Linked DNA regions of Homo sapiens: region 1 is linked to region 2. The links are chromatin loops, found by intact Hi-C in ENCODE. Cell type or tissue: PC-3. All regions are shown on one strand. Links, peaks and the distances in the headings refer to the core of each region. The heading gives the core; the rest is flanking DNA. Region 1 has its middle 100 kb from the start of DMRT2. Region 2 has its middle 180 kb from the start of DMRT2.

Region 1 (8,856 bases), core at 1,852-5,851, 78 kb before region 2:
TGGGTGTATTTCAAGTATCTAATTTCCTTTTGGTTCTGGCTTCTTTGATTTGCAAAAAGAATTATTGTTCTTCAAGTCAATTAATAGTAGACTAAGAACTCGGAATTTTCCTTTGTCCAGCATTAAGTTATTTTCATTGAAAGCCATAAAATAATTTACTGATGTGTAAATTTGAGGTGTAATTTCCAATTCCATTAACTGAACGAGACATGAATGTTTCCTTAATAATAAATGTCTCTTTCTGCTTTTAGGTAGGCAGTCATTTATAACAACTAATTTACTTGATTTTTAGATAAGACACCACAATGCTTAAATATGCAAGATATTAACACTAGGCATATTTTTTCAGTAATATTCTATATAAAATTCTGAGGTCATCTATTTTGAACAAATTTAAAAACATCCTTGATATATAAATTTAGTGCTGCTTCTAGAAGACATCTAAGGAGCATTATGAATTTAGCAATTCATCTGCATGAGTATCCAGTTAAATTTCACTGTTTGCAATTTTTAAATGATGAACTATAACATTCTATTTTCTTCACTCTAATAAAGTATAGTGGTGAGACATTTTTATAGAAGAGAGACTTTATTCCTATATTCTCTAGAGATTCTCATTTTGGTTATCTACTGAACATGAGTTCAGTAGTTGATTCATTATTTTTGTCAAATGCAAAAGTTTAGAGAAAGGTCACCAGGAGCTTCAGAAGTAACTGCATAAATAAGATGATATATAAAAGAGGGAATACCTTATCCAAGAAGAATAGGCCGAAGAAACCATAAGGAGTGTCACGAGCGTTGCTGTGAGTCTATGAGGTTAAAATTAAAGAAATATTATCAACAAGGACACCCCTTTGTTTTCATCCTGTCTTTCACAAAATGGTATTCAAAACAGAACGGAAAGTTTTTATGCCAACCATTGTCTTTGAACATGTGAGCTCATTCAGTAATAAACTTTCATCTCTTAACATTGCTGACTGCTCTCAAAGGCAGGTTTCTATTTCCAACCAAGAGTAATTTTACAGTTTTCACAGCAGATCTTTGCTACAGCATGCTAACTACAGAGATGGCCTCCCCTCTGCTGGGCCACAGCCTACATTCTCCCAGAATTAAAGAGGCAGTCTTTGTTTTGACCAACATGAAATAACTTGGAGATTTGCTAAATGAGGTTTGCAGTGGATACAGCACTAAATTCAGCGACAATTTGGCAGATAACCTGGGAAAGTTTTTGAGTTTGTCATTTTTATCAACTCTGCTGGAAGTTTCTTACTCCACTCAGGGCTGGAACACGAAGAATTGCAACTTTGCTGGATTCTGTGACAAAATAAATCCTGGGATACGAGGGTCAAAACTGTGATTCTGAAGGTTGTGAGGCACTTTTTGTACAGATGGGGAGAGAGAAAATGTCTGCGTGCATGCTCAGCAGTCTATGTACCAGCCAACTCCCTTGCCCACATCCCTAGCCCACAGCACCTATCTGGCCAGGTGCTCACTACTAACAGTTGGCTTGACAATAGTTTTGCCCAAGGGCTGTGGTGTTGCTTGCTCAGGCCCAGGTTGTCAGGCTGTCCTGGCTTGGTGACTGTTGGCTCCTGCATATGGTATAAAGCATTCTCCAACCTAACAGATTTTATAAGGCCTTCATAATCTTGATAACATTTCCTGATATGGGCATTATAGGAAAGTAAAATTACAGGCTAATCTCATTCATCAATACAAATTTAAAAATCTGAAATAAGTATTAGAAAGCCTAATCCAGCAATACATAAAAAGAATACTACATCAAGAACAATTTTTTTTTTTGCCAGAAATATAAGTTTGGTTCAACATTCACAATCAACCAATCTAATTCATTGTATGAAAGAATAAAGGAGGCTGGGAGCGGTGGTTCATGCTTATAATCCTAGCACTTTGGGAGGCCAAGGTGGGTGGATTACATGAGGTCAGGAGTTCGAGACCAGCGTGGCCAACATGGTGAAACCCCATCTCTACTAAAAACACAAAAAATTAGCTGGGCCTGGTGGCGGGCGCCTGTAGTCCCAGCTATACAGGAGGCTGAGCCAGGAGAATCGCCTGAACCCGGGAGGCGGAGGTTGTAGTGAAATGAGATCGCACCATTGCACTCCAGCCTGGGCAACAAGAGAGAAACTCTGTCTCAAAAAAAAAAAAAAAAGAAAAAGGGAGAAAAAAGTCATAAGATAATCTCCATAGATGCAGGAAACACATGTAATAAAAATTAGCATCTGTTTGTAATAATAAAATCTTAGCAAGTTGGAAATAGAAGGAAACTCCTTAATCTGCTAGAGCACTCACAAATAATCTTTACACTCATGGTGAAATACTAAAAGCTTCTTTTCCTTTCTGAAATCATATCAGAAACAAGATGAATATATCTACTATTACCATTTTCTGTCTGACATTTTTACTGAAGAGCCTGGCTAGCCATTGCAATTAAAACAAAAACAAATTGCTTATAAAAGGAGAAATAAAAATATAACCCTTATTATTCATAGAAAGTCCAAAATAACACATAGATAAATTATTAAAATGAATAATTGAATATACTGAGATTGTCAAGTACAAGATCAATACACAAAATTAATTATACATTGTACATATCACTAATAACTAATTAGAAAACAAAAAATATTCAGTTTTCAAAAACACCAACTATCTTGAAATATAGCTAAGAAAAATTTGTGATCTCTCTTCTCAGAAAAGTAAAAATGTTAAGAGAAATTAAAGAAGGTCTAAATAGATGTTTGTTGGAGATTATTTGTGGGTACTCTATCAGATTAAATAGTTTCTTTCTATTTCCTGTTTGCTAACATTTTAAAATTATAAGTGGATGTTAGTTTTTATTAAATGCATTTCCTGCATCTGTGGAGATAATCTTATGACTTTTCTCCTTTGTCAGAGGATATATTATATTCCTGGATTGAAAGACTCAACATTGTACAGATGTAATCCCTAGCAATATGTCAGGTTGTGTTGTGTTTGTGTATGTGTAGAAACTGATTTTAAAAATATATGGAAATCAAAGGTCTGAGAATAGGCAAGACAATCTTCAACAAGAACAAAGTAGGAGGATTAATTCTACCAGGTATCCATGTTTATTACATAGCTACAGTACTAAGGAAGTATGATATGGGTACAATGATAGATATACACCACTAAAACAGAACAGAACATCCAGAAAATACATAAACGTGGTAATTTGATTTTACAATAAAGGTGGTACTACAGAGCACTAAGAAAAAGATGATCTTTTCAATAACGAGTGATGTTTTTCACGTGAATAAAATGCTGCTGCTTACTTCACCCCATATATAAGAATGATTTTTAGGTGGATTAAAAGTCCTAAGTAGGAAAGATAACTACTAGAAGTCAACCTAAAGAGAATGTATTCACGAATTTGGAGAAGTATTATTTGATTTACCTTATAGGTAAATTGAAAAGAATAAATGGTTCAGATTCTCTATCTTCTTTATTTTTTTATTCTTTCTTGTTTTCCATTAGATAGAAGGATTTTTTTTTTGTCTGTTAGAAAGTTATATACAGTCATCCTTGGTATACACAGATGATTGGTTCTAGGACCCTCCACGTATACCCAAATCTGGGCCTACTCAAATCCCACAAGTTGGCCCTGCAGAACCTACATATTTGAAAAGTCAACCCTCCGTGTACACAGGCTTCACATCCCATGAATGCTGTAGTTTTGATCTATGTTTGGTTGAAAAAAATCCTCGTATAATTGGACCTGCACAGTTCAAACCTGTGTCATCTAAGGTAAGCGGTATCCTATGTTTGTGCTTTTGGTGGTTGCCTTCTTCAGATTCATGTTTATTTTTCTCTGATTCCTTAAACATATCAATATTTATATACTAAAATTTTATAAGTATACATATTTATACACTTATTTAACAAGAGAAGCACAGTCACATGTGCTCCTACACTTTTTGTCTTCCTGGCTCTATCATACTGATACAGTCTAGAATTTCATCTCTAGTTTATTATAGATGTACTTTTTCTTTTCTTTAGTCCTTTAAATTTGTTTGGACAATGACACATCTTACCAAGAAATTTGATACTCCATTTCTCCCAACATCTCTCGTACTTCTGAATGTGTTTCCTTATCATTATATGGAATTGTGGTAGAAAAAGTTTTGAAGCCTGTGTGCCCAAAATGTTGTATTATGTTCTCAGATTTGAATAACAATTTGGTTGCTTAGGAAAATCCAGTTTTAAATACATCGTTTTTCAATACTTTTAAAATCTTTCCCCACTGATTTCTTCTACATAGTATTAGAACCGAGATGTGTAATTACAATCTGATTCTTGTTTTCTATCAGTGATATGCTCTGTTTCTCTAGAAGCTTTTAGAATTTTGCTTTGTCTTTGATAGTTTTCACCTCTAGACAGAGGTGTCCTTTTCTTTATATCTCTGTTTGGCATTTATGTGCCTTTTTAATTTTCAGGTTTTAAGAAATATTGTTTTATTTCCAGGAAATTTATCTCCATTATTTGTTCAAATATTTTCTTGTCTTTATTTTATGTTGTCTTTTTTCTAGTAGTCCGGTTATTCAATGTAGGCAGTTATTTCTCTTCCCACATCTCTAAAATGCTCTTTTATACCATCTATCTCTATATTATTTCCTCCTGCCTCCTGCAAGAGTTGCTCAGTTTATAAGTTACAAATTCATCCAGCAGTTGTTCCTGTGTGCTCATATTTCCCTGGAGGCATGAGGTACTGTGTCTGATAGTGTGTTTAATAATGTCTATTGGGAAAAGAGTGGAGGCAAAGGAGGAGGATGAAGTACAGGGTGGTGAGCCTGGCCACAACAGAACCACTACTTTACACTCTTGTTTGCTCTTCTCTTATCTGGTACCTCTTTGTACCAGTTTCATTTTCAACCCCTGGCAGGGAACATAGCACTTGGATCAATCAGTCTCTCTTAGTGGTAATTCATAGCCCTGGGTGATCAGAAAGTCTGTGTTTTTCTTCCCTCTCCCAGGTCACCATACTTACCAAACAGCATTCCTTTAAAAATACTCCAATAAAATAAAAAAATTAACTCTATCAAATGCAACAGAAAACAAAGGAAAAAGTATTACACCACTTACAACCTTCAAGGTAAAACAAAACAAAAATTTTAATGCACACACACATGCGCGCGCGCACACACACACACACACACACACACACACACACTGGAGTTTTTCAAACCAGTTGCAACATGATAAATCTTTTACCATAGGCTGAGTGACCATAGGTTTGTGCCTAATGCAGGAAAGAAATTATTCAAGATCAGTATATCCTTTAGTATATATTTTCTAATCATGTTTCCAAGGTCTGTAGCAGAACAATTTGCAGCACTGGTTATGACTTTAAGTGACTGGGCTTGATCACATGGGCAAGTTTTGCTATTTAGTAGAATGCAGATACATCCTGAAACTGGTTAGTCTAGTACTTTCTATCCCCACTTCTTGCTTCTCCATAAAAGAAAAACAGAACAAAATTCCCAAACCTCCCAAACATACACACGCGCGCACACACACACACTTAGACAAACACCCCCCCCCCCCACTCAAACACACGTACAATCTCCAAACTTTAGGACTACTACACGCATAATAGGCATTTAGGACTTTTACAAAAGTAGTTTTCAATTTCAGTTGGCTTTCTCCACTTTTGAAGATCATCTAGATATTAAATAAGCAGCCACTAGCTTTCTATGACAATAGCATGATACTTACTAAATAGGCTTAAAAGCCACAAAACCCAACCAAATCAAACCACAACAATACTAGCAACAATAGTAAAAACACCAAACACCAACCCTGAAAGTTCTAAGAACGGAATGTGTAATGGCATGTCTGAGAACACCTGGAGAGATCTCTTCTTCAAGGGTTGGACTACAAGCAAACGTCCCTGAAGCCCATGGCCCAAGGTTGTGGGTAACAATTTGAAGAGCCTTGGAGGTGTGCATGTTTCCTACTCCTTGCAAGGAAGAGATTTGCAATAGAATGGGGTAGACACTTTCTGTTCATTTTATAGTCTGTCCTGTACAGTCCTGGGTGCTTCCTCTGTGTGATGCTCTAGAACTATGATTTGACCTGTCCTCCTGCTGACCCAACCAGCGATCCCTAGAGGGTAGACTGACTAGCACACAGGGAGGCAGTGTGGCAGAAAGGAAAGAGCCATTATTTGACCAAAGACATTATTTGACTGCCTCTCGGAAATTTTTAAGTGTCATCGCCTTTAGGAAAATTACCAAAATGTGACTTTGTGAAAGCCAGATAATCTCTCTGAGCAGGAATTGGCAAGCTTTCTCTGTAAAGAGCCAGATCACAAATATATTCAGCTTTTTGGGCTATGTGGTCTCTGCACAACTACTCAAGTCTGGCATCATAGCAAAATCAGGCATAGACAAAATGTAAATAAATGGATGCAGCTGTGTTCCAGTAAAAATTTATTTACAAAACAGGTGTGGGGCTGAATTTGGCCATGGACCATAGTTTGTCTACTTTCCTCTTAGAACCTTGGAGACCTTGTGGGTAAAATGGGGAGATGGATAATAGTTTCTGCCTAATGTGTTGGAATCCAGTTAGAAAATAAAGACAAACATTTTATTTTAAAACATACTATATGTGGAAGTGATTATATGTGGGAGTTGATAGAACTCCAATGTCTTGGGAGATTACGTGGCCTTCAAAACCTTAGGCATCCAATTTGCATCCAATTTTCTGGTCGAAAGTAAAAATCTTCACATGGATTTTCTGGCTATCCAATAGTTTCAATGGGAAGGGGTTTGTGTGAGTCAGCTGTCATTGAGTATGAGAGTTGCAGGTTAAATTTCCTCAGAAACGCATGAGAAGTAGGAGTGGTGAGAACTGGGAAGTAGGAAGGAGGAAAGCTGTTTGGCCATAGGTACCTGGACTATGCTAACCTGCCTCTTCTGGAATAAATAATGATTTTGTACTTGGCTTGGGAAATCTCCTTGAGTTACTCTGATCTAAGATGTGTACACAGTTGCCTTTGGCTAGCTCCTAGGGAGGAAAGCTTAGCTAAGAATTAGTCCCTCAGGAAGGCAGAGAGAAGGGGAACTGGGGTGTTTGGGGTGCACGTGAGTGGCACTCACACTAGCTCCTACCCACAGAAAAGGAACTGTCAGCCTTTATTGACTGATTGGCCAGTCTTGTGTTGATTTGTCTGATTTAAATTAGTCATCTTTTTTTTTTTTTTTCTTGGATGGCTGGTCAGCTTTCTTCTTTGAAAGCAGTCAATAACAGTGCATGGACACAGTGATACAAGCAGAGTGCCCAGTGTTTTTATGCAACCCACAACCTAATTTTAGCAAGAGAGATCAGAAAGCTGCCTCTGCATCCCTGTGCTTCACATTGACCCCTAAATTAGCCATGGATGACATTTTTATATTCTTAAATGCCTCACTCAGGGCAAAGCAAATTGCTCCAACCCCAAAATGCAGGAACTAGGAGCCTTTGAGACTTGTTTAGGGGATGTGAGACCATTTCTTTCTCTTTTTCCATCACTTCAAAAGCCCATAACTTAACGGATGATGGGGCAGAGAAATTTATTTCATTTACAGACCAGTTAAAAGATACATCTCATTGGTCCTGAGAGTGAGTGTGAAAAATCTTTGTGGCTCTGAATGAGGAGGGCATGACTGACATGTATGTGATGTCCATAGAACCCATAAGCTCATCCAGGCAGGCACAAGCACTGCTGAAGGGAATCACATTTTTTATTTGAATGTGTGCCACTTAGAAATATTCTCTACTATTAATAATAGCATGGTTCAGAGAGTTCTAATTTTCTCTTGCTATCAAAAACAAACAACTAACCAACCAAATGAAAAAGTAGTATCTCTCACATAACAGCCCAGAGTTAGGTGAGTGGGCGAGGCTGGGTGGGCAGTTCTACTCCATGTGATCATTCAGGTTTCCTCTGTGTTGTTGTTCCATCTTCACCATTCTGTGGTTGTATTCCTCATCTGCTTGGTGAGTGTTCTTGTGTGTGTGTGCGCATGTATACAACACTGTAAGAATATACATTTATCCCATGGGACTCTATAAAGCCATGTTAATTGTATCATTTACTCATTTATTTATTTATTTATTTATTTATTTATTTATTTTAAAGATGCAGTTTTACTCTGTTGCCCAGACTGGAGTGCAGTGGTGCGATCATAGCTCACTGCAGCCTTGACCTTCTGGGCTCAGGTAATCCTGCTGCCTTGGCCTCCCAAGTATCTGGGACTAGAGGCATACACCACCATGCCCAGCCCCATGTTAATTTTAAATGAAAAAATGTACAGCCAACAGAGATTCTTTCCTGATATATTTTTTTGCTAGCAGCAAAGTTGTTCACCTCTGATTTTCATTGTCCTTTTTCAAGAAGTGAATCTCTTGCAGGCCCATTCTTACTGAGTCGTCATTTCTTCATAGCGAGCTACAAAGCTGGTGTTACGGAAATTCTAAGGGGCTCAGTAATAAGCCTGAAGTGAGGGGAAGGAGCTGGAAGCCTCTATGAATAATGAGAAAACCAAACAGGGGGAAGGAACAGTGACAACAGATAGCGTTGTCTTGTGTAAATTAGGTTTGTCCAGAATCAACAGAAGCTTGAATAAAGTCAAAGTGAAATACCATCTTGAGACTCATGTTACCTTCAAAAGCAACTGAAAAAGCTAAAAAGTAACCTAAACCGCTTTCTAATCAGGAATGTTCTTTCCAGGTAACGTTGCCAGCAGAAGCAAAATCCTAAGTGGCTCCCTTTTTATTTATTTGTTTATTTATATTGTCAAATGATAATTGTGAATATTTATGGAGTGCAAT
Region 2 (8,856 bases), core at 2,706-6,705:
GAAAAAACTACTTTAAAGTTCATATGGAACCAAAAAAGAGCCCACATTGCCAAGTCAATCCTAAGCCAAAAGAACAAAGCTGGAGGCATCACACTACCTGACTTCAAACTATACTACAAGGCTACAGTAACCAAAACAGCATGGTACTGGTACCAAAACAGAGATATAGATCAATGGAACAGAACAGAGCCCTCAGAAATAACGCCGCATACCTACAACTATCTGATCTTTGACAAACCTGAGGAAAACAAGCAATGGGGAAAGGATTCCCTATTTAACAAATGGTGCTGGGAAAACTGGCTAGCCATATGTAGAAAGCTGAAACTGGATCCCTTCCTTACACCTTATACAAAAATCAATTCAAGATGGATTAAAGATTTAAACGTTAGACCTAAAACCATAAAAACCCTAGAAGAAAACCTTGGCATTACCATTCAGGACATAGGCATGGGCAAGGACTTCATGTCCAAAACACCAAAAGCAATGGCAACAAAAGCCAAAATTGACAAATGGGATCTAATTAAACTAAAGAGCTTCTGCACAGCAAAAGAAACTACCATCAGAGTGAACAGGCAACCTACAACATGGGAGAAAATTTTCGCAACCTACTCATCTGACAAAGGGCTAATATCCAGAATCTACAATGAACTCAAACAAATTTACAAGAAAAAAACAAACAACCCCATCAAAAAGTGGGCGAAGGACATGAACAGACACTTCTCAAAAGAAGACATTTATGCAGCCAAAAAACACATGAAAAAATGCTCATCATCACTGGCCATCAGAGAAATGCAAATCAAAACCACTATGAGATATCATCTCACACCAGTTAGAATGGCAATCATTAAAAAGTCAGGAAACAACAGGTGCTGGAGAGGATGTGGAGAAATAGGAACACTTTTACACTGTTGGTGGGACTGTAAACTAGTTCAACCATTGTGGAAGTCAGTGTGGCGATTCCTCAGGGATCTAGACTAGAAATACCATTTGACCCAGCCATCCCATTACTGGGTATATACCCAAAGGACTATAAATCATGCTGCTATAAAGATACATGCACACGTATGTTTATTGCGGCATTATTCACAATAGCAAAGACTTGGAACCAACCCAAATGTCCAACAATGATAGAATGGATTAAGAAAATGTGGCACATATACACCATGGAATACTATGCAGCCATAAAAAATGATGAGTTCATATCCTTTGTAGGGACATGGATGAAATTGGAAATCATCATTCTCAGTAAACTATCGCAAGAACAAAACACCAAACACCGTATATTCTCACTCATAGGTGGGAATTGAACAATGAGATCACATGGACACATGAAGGTGAATACCACACTCTGGGGACTGTGGTGGGGTGGGGGGGATGGGGGAGGGATAGAGTTGGGAGATATACCTAAGGCTAGATGATGAGTTAGTGGGTGCAGCGCACCAGCATGGCACATGTATACATATGTAACTAACCTGCACAATGTGCACATGTACCCTAAAACTTAAAGTATAAAAAAAAAAAAAAGAATAGCCACCTATTAATGGTGTACATAACAAATAAAAAAAAAAAAGAAAAAAAAAAGGAAAGCTTAGATCAAAAATCTTAATAAATGGTAGAATGTTGAAAGCTTCTGAGATCAGGAGTACAAGGATGACTACTGTAACTACTTCTGTTCAACATTTTACTGGAGGAGCAAGATAGTGCAGTGAGTCAGGAAACAAAACAAAATAAAACAAAAAAAATCAAAAATTACTTATTGTAGAGACAGAATTAAAACTATCAAGATGAAATAATTGTGTAAAAATGCAAGAGTTTTTGAATAGGTTATTAGAATTAGTAGATACATTTAGCAAAGTTCTTCATATTAACTCAGTATACTGAAGTCAATAGCATTCTGTATACCATGAATGATCAGTTAGACAATGGAATTTCAAAGAATTTTATACTTTACAATAACTGCAAAATTATCAAGTACACAGGAATCAACAAAAATGAAGTATAAGCCATTCATCAAGAAAATGATGATGCTACTAAAAGGGATTCTAACTAAAAGGAGGATGTTTCATGTAGTTACAAAGAAAGATATTAATCCCCTTCAAATTTATTCATAGATTTATAGTAAATACAATTCATGTTTAACTTTTTTTAGGATAACTGGTCAACAGATTCTACAATTTATTTGGATAAGCAAAGGGCTCCTGAAATATAAAACCACTCTAGAAGAAGAATAAGACTTGTCTTATTGATTTTTAATAAAGACAGTTTAATATTCATGCAGTAACAGATTAAAAGACCAGTTGAACTAAATAGAAAGCTGAGAGACAAAGCCAGCCTATGTAGAAATTCAACTTTCTAATAAAGTTTAATATGTGAACACTCATAAGGAGAGACAGTTTTAAAAATGCTCACAAAATAATTTTCAAAAAGCAAGCAGGCAAACAGAAGCTATGAACATTTCAATAGGACAAATAAGGTAGGGTGTATTCATATAATGGAACGCTATACAGCAGTAAAAATAAATTAACTACAGAAATAGATATTAAGACAGATGAATCTTAAAAACATCATGTTACTTCTTTGGAAGTCATAAGATATATTTTGTATGATTTCACTTATACTGAAATTCAAAACCAGGCAGAATGAAGCAATACATTGTTTAGGCTTATATCATCAGTAATAAAATCTTAAAGAAAAAGAAAGGAATGATTGTCACAAAATTCAGAGTAGTGGTTCCCTCTGTGTGGGATGAGGGTGGTAGTGGGGTGAAAGGAGGAAGCTTCTGGTTTATGGGGGTTGTTCCGTTTCTTTAGCCAGGTGTTTGGTACATGGGTATTCATTTTTTTTATTTTTCAAACTGTACATATGCATATTATATATTCTTTCTATGTATAATATATTTCAAAATAAGCATAACCATGGATCATAGCAGGATTTGAAATGTGGAAAAAGACACAACAGGCAACAGATGACATTTGGGAATGTAAAGGAGATAAGCGTAGCACCCTTTTGCTGCTGGGATTGTGAACTGTAGTTTGCAGTAGCTCAGCTCAGTGTCACCACTGAGCTCTTCCTAGTGGATCTTACTCTTTCATAATGGATGATGGATATATCTCTTGACAAGAATGGGGAATCCATGGGTTTGATTCTACAGGAATATCCACCATGGAAAGAGCAATAGGAATACCATACGGGCTTTGCAAAAACCTCAAGATGAAGCCACAAAGGGTCAAACCCACTTGTAGCGCTCTTATAGCAAGAATGGAGCCAATGTATGTTCTGACATCTTTAGAAGTTAAAATACATCCTGGGTTGCTGGGTGATGAAGGCAGTAAGTCGTACCTAAAGTTTAGCTCTGAATTGTGTCATAAGTCATTTTTATTACTAATAACTGCAATGCCCATTTTCTAATCATTTAAATTTTGAATAAATTTCGGTGGCTTAAAAGTTTCCTCAATGATATGTCCCTGTGCACTGATATCCTGAAATGCTTTCTTGCATGGAAGAGGAGAGGGTAGCATTTCACTTAGAGGTATTATGAATAGTTATTAGGAATCAGCTTAGTATTCAACTTCTCTGCCAAATATTCTTGTGAAGGAGTGGGTTTCATTACATCTGACTTTGCCCATGGGCAAAATGTCATTGGTCTTCCTTGTCATTGTTAAGAGAGTGTTGAGAACTGCTGGGTTGGAATACTACAGAGGATAGAGGAACACCACCAGGCTGCTTGGAAAAATAACTGAACACTTAAATAACCCCCAAGAGGTGATGTCAGCAAGTGAGACTAAATCTTACTAAGCAGTTGAAAACATGCTGAAGGCATTCTGGAAAGCATTATGGCTATTGCACAGCACTCCTGTGCGAGTCATGGCTATTAACTAAACACGAAAGACCAAACTGTCAGGCAGCAAACCTTTTCCTTATCTGCTTGTTTTCCAATTTCTCTCAAATGCACCTTGAAAACTGTGGTACTAAACTGAGAACAGCACAATGGTTGCTTGAAGTCAGTGTTTCTGAAGGCTTCCATTCTCTCTCGCATGGGAGGAGTGGATACCAGCTGTGTGCCTGAAGGCGAGGCTGTCATGGCAAATCCTTCCTTGCTCACTTCGAAGGATGGCGAGAGTTCTGTTTCCTGAGAATTACCAGTAACTGACAAATCCTGCTGGACTCTGGCTATGGATGGGAAAGTTCAGAAGCCATGTGTAAACAGTTGGCACATTGGAAATATTTGCTAAGGAAAGAGCAGACCCGAGGCATTCTGAAAAAGTAAGAAGTTTGTGTACTTTATTCTCCGGGACCCAGGCCAGGCGTGTGGAAGACTGATTGTAGAAAAAGGATTATGAAATACTTAGGAACTAGGAAGTGGCATCGTGTCTATTTTCATTTCCTGAGGCCAGGAGTTCAGGCTACTCACTGCCTCTCAGAAATTAGTTTGCAAAACACGAATGCATGTCTGTTTCTCTCTCTTTCCTATGTTCTTGTCAAAGTCATTGTGAAACTATTTTCTATTTGTTAAGAAAAGCAAAAGCTGGTTAATGATTTGTAGTTTTGAACACAAAAAGAAAGTTGGCAAATCTATATATAAGCTTCTTACCCTTTACATTCCAGACATTTTTTTGCTCAAATGGTATATTTATTGATATAGTATCATGCTGTTCTATATCTTCTTGTTTATAAATAAGTTATCTTTACAAAATTATCCAATTTTGATGCTAGTGAGATAAAATTTACCCATACATTTATTATCATAGCAGACAATATCCTATGGATTGTTATCCATATATACATGCAACTGGATATACATTGTTCAGATAACACTGTATTATAATTTTCCATGTTGCTGCATAGTTTTCATAGCCATCACTTAAAATAGATTATTAAAAATAAAAGTTGTTTAAAGAAAATATTGGCAATGGAGACAATTGGCAATTTTTTTAAAAAAAAGAAATGTTGCCCAGGCTGGTCTGAAACTCCTGGCCTCAAGTGATCTTCCCTCGTTGGCCTTTTGAGTAGCCAGGACTACTGGTAATTTTTAAGAATTGTTAGTTATCTGAACATATCTGTACATTTTGCTTGAGTCTATTGTCTATCCATACTCTAAAAATACCATGCAATTTAGTATCTTGTTTTTGGTACTTAACCTGAGAAATTTTCTGTTATTACATAATTGTCATATCCCTAATTTTAATGGTTGTATTATATTCCCTTTAGTAGATTTACCAACAATATATTTAAGCATTCTTTCATCATGGACATTTAGAATATTTCCTCTAAATTGCTACTATAAAAAAGTGATCATAAACATCTTCGTGTATGTAGCTATTTCTTAAACTGGATTGCATCTCTAGGATATTACTGGGTCAAAGGCTAATCAGTTTTCTGGCTGCAGATGAGTATTGCCACATGGCTTTCCAAAAGTATTGCACCGATTTACATGGCTACAAACATTGCACAAGAGTTAGCTTCATATAATTCTCAACCTAATAATTATGAATTTAATAGCCCTGTTTTAATTTTATTAAATTAATAGTGAAATTAATTTCTTAATGTGTTTCTGACTGCTTTGCCCATTTTGAGAATTATCAGTATACATAGCTTATGTTTTCCTATTTCACTTTTAGAGTAGTGTTTATCTGATTATGTTATATTAGATTTTGGTATAAGGTTTGCCATGGATATTACTTTTCCTCAGACTTCTTGCATTTTATTTTTTTGACATACTATAATTGTTATTTTTGGCAAATGATCAGTGTTTTCCTTTGTGATTTCTGTTACTTAGAAAGTCATTTCCTCTCCAAAGAATTGGTAAATATTCAATGCTATACTCTTCTAGATTTTTTATAACTTAAATAAAAGCAACTTTTCAAAGTGAAAACTTTGTGGAATGCTTACAATAAACAGATATGAAAAAAAAGGAAATAAAAACAATAAAATAATCAGAAATACTGCTTTCCAGTGAAAACAATATGTAACATTTTGGTATATATCCTCTTAGACTATTTACACGGTAAATGTATAAAGATCAACATATAATCATATACATTTTACAAAAATGGTACTGCATACACAGCATGCACTATTTTGTAAGCTACATTTTTTCCCTAAATTAAGGAAAATGTAACCTAAATATCAGTGACAACAAATGTTTCTTGGAATTTCAAATGGCTACATGGCAGTCCGTTACATAGAAGTCCAGTAACATATTTAACCATTCCTTCAGCATTGGGCATTTAGGTTTTCTTCTATTACAAACAAATTTGAACTGAATTGTGTACAAACATTTTTCACTCTTGTCCAATTCCCAGCAGGATGACACCTGGGATCAAAGCATTTTTAAAAAGATTTTTGATTGTCTTATCAAATCGTCTTCCCTCCAAAATTGTACTAGTTTCAACCCGAGTCAGTTGACAGTGACCTTTTCCTTTTTTTTTCTTTCATGTTTTTGTTTTTTTGGAGACAGGATCGGGCTCTGTTGCCCAGGCTGGAGTGCAGTGGCATCATCTTGGCTCACTGCAACCTCCGCTTCCTGGGCTTAAGCGATCCTCCCACCTCAGCCCTCGAAGCAGCTGGCACTACAGGCATGCACCACCATGCCCGGCTAATTTTTAAATTTATTTTTGGTGGAAGATGGGGTTTCGCTATGTTGCCCATGCTGGTCTTGAATGGCTGGGCTCCAGTGGTCTGCCTGCCTTGGCCTCCCAAAGTGCTGGGATTACAGGCATGAGCCACTGCGCCTGGTCCCTTCTTCTATATTTATATAATTCTCATTAATTTTTATCAGATAGGTAAAAGACAATGATGTCTCATTATTTAAATTTTTATTCTTAGAAATTGCATTTTTTTGAGATGTATTATCCATTTGTATTTCTACTTTTGTTCACATCCTTAGCCCATTAAGTTTTCCCATTAAGTTTTACATCTTTGTATAATTTGGCTTATAATTTAAAATCTGAGGCAGAATGCATCCCCCTACCCCCTACCCCCTTCTAGCAGAGTATACTACCTTATAATCAGTTCTTAACCTTAGGATTAAGTGGGAAAAAAAGTATTCTTCAAGCACAGAACTTGAAGCACAGAATTCCTGCCATCTGCATATATAAGGAAACCACTCCCCTTTTATCCTGAGTATGGAATTATAATTTCTTTTAAATTGCATGAGATTGTGGTAACTGTTATCAAATAAAGGTAAAGCTACATTAGTGTAGGGAGTGGCTTTCCCCTAAAAGTGATATTATATTTTTATTTTAATCACATGAGGAAGAGGGATAGCTCGGAGTCCCAGAAACCAGAATTGAGAGAGAGGATCAAAGTGGGAAGCAGAGGGGGTAGCTGGCCCTTGAGCACTAAGATGTCAAGACTATAAGTTGCAGGTGTAAGAATGCCCTGGGTAGGTGGAGAGAAGACAGCGATTATACCTGAACATGGAAGTTCCCAGGGCCGGTGCTAGGTCAGTGAGAAGGATGCCTGGAATGCCTGAAGCCCTCAGGCAAGTGCAAACACTCTGCCTTGGGAGGAACATTGAGGGTCAGGTTGGAAGCATGGACTATAGACTGCTAATTGCCTCCCGATGTGTCGAATAATTGAAGTACCAATTAATGACTGAGCTGATAGCCATCCATGATAAAGACTGTATTCTCCAAGTTCCCTTGCTGCTGTTTATGCTCATGTGACTAAGAGAATAAGAGAATGAGAATGAGAGAAGAATGAGAGAAGAATGGGAATGCCCCTTTCTCCTTTTTGCTGCCCACAATGTGGATTTGGCGGGTGGACCACATAGTGGCCACTGTTAAAGTCCTGCCCGGTTTCCCTTTATTGGGCCAGAACAACCATCCTCCAGCTGTTGAAAGTGTTGACTGCTAATGGCTCACAGCTGTCCCTTTTCTAGGGAATTATTTTTTTTGGAAGAAGAACAGCAATTTTAAGGTTTCTATCTTGGACTGTGAGCTGGAAACCATGTATTAAGGATAATATACAATAAAGTAGAAGGAAGCTCTTTCTCTGATGATTGTGGACTGTCTGCCTCTGGAATTTTTGTATGTAAAGTGCCTTGGAAGTACTTGAAAACACAGGAATAATGATCACAGCTGATTGGTTTCACTTGTTTCTGTGAGAAGGAAAAACAATATTTCATGTTCTTGCCAGGAATTGTAGGCTCTATTCAGCAGAGGATTTTTCTGAGGGTGTCACCTAATAGATGCTTTCAGCAGGCAGAAATTTGACCACCTGACCAGGCATTCAATATAGGGATTAAGCGTGGGCTTCCATGTACACAGTTAGAATCCTGGTGATGCAGGACTTTTCTCGATCACTTTGCCAACTGGGGGCCTCCAGGACTGGCCACTCTCCCTGACCTGAGCCTCTCTCGGCCATGGGCCTGCCGCTGCAGGTACCCCCCTACTTGGCCCATCTGGGCTATAGCTTGTACCCGCACTAGGGGGTTCCCGAGGGTATTCGTCCATTTTCTCACTGCTGATAAATACACACCTGAGACTGGGTAATTTATAAAGAAAAGAGATTTAATGGACTCATAGTTCCATGTGGCTGGGGATGCCTCACAATCATGGTGGAAGGCGAAAGGCATGTCTTACCTAGCAGCATAAAAGAGAGAATGAGAACCAAGTGGAAGGGGAAACCCCTTATAGAACAACTGAATGTTATTCACAACCATGAGAACAATATGGGGGAAACTGCCCCCATCATTCATTTATCTCCAACTGGGTCTCTCCCACAACATGTGGGAATTATGGGAGCTACAATTCAAGATGAGATTTCGGTAGGGACACAGCCAAACCGTATCAGTGAGCTCTTGTCCTTCATCCAAGAAGAATGAGGATACACTGACAGTTTGAAGGTTGAAGA

What was found. Hi-C counts contacts between places; a loop is a spot of excess contacts. Peaks named below come from ENCODE experiments on the same cell type or tissue, not always from the same donor. Only the 100,000 strongest peaks of a DNase experiment are listed, where the experiment ranks them.
Region 1: it touches region 2 in a loop (2.5-fold over the local background); 1 of 110 quality-filtered maps calls a loop at or near these places.

What each region holds. Positions count from the first base shown.
Region 1 is chr9:1,150,891-1,159,746 of GRCh38, forward strand. No RefSeq gene overlaps it. Among named protein-coding and RNA genes, the nearest start is that of DMRT2, 100 kb to the left of the region's middle. In PC-3, for the core only: no CTCF peak of the experiment used is centred there; no DNase peak of the experiment used is centred there.
Region 2 is chr9:1,228,377-1,237,232 of GRCh38, forward strand. No RefSeq gene overlaps it. Among named protein-coding and RNA genes, the nearest start is that of DMRT2, 180 kb to the left of the region's middle. In PC-3, for the core only: no CTCF peak of the experiment used is centred there; a DNase peak (open chromatin) is centred at 4,295; H3K4me3 peaks cover 1,154 bases; H3K27ac peaks cover 1,114 bases.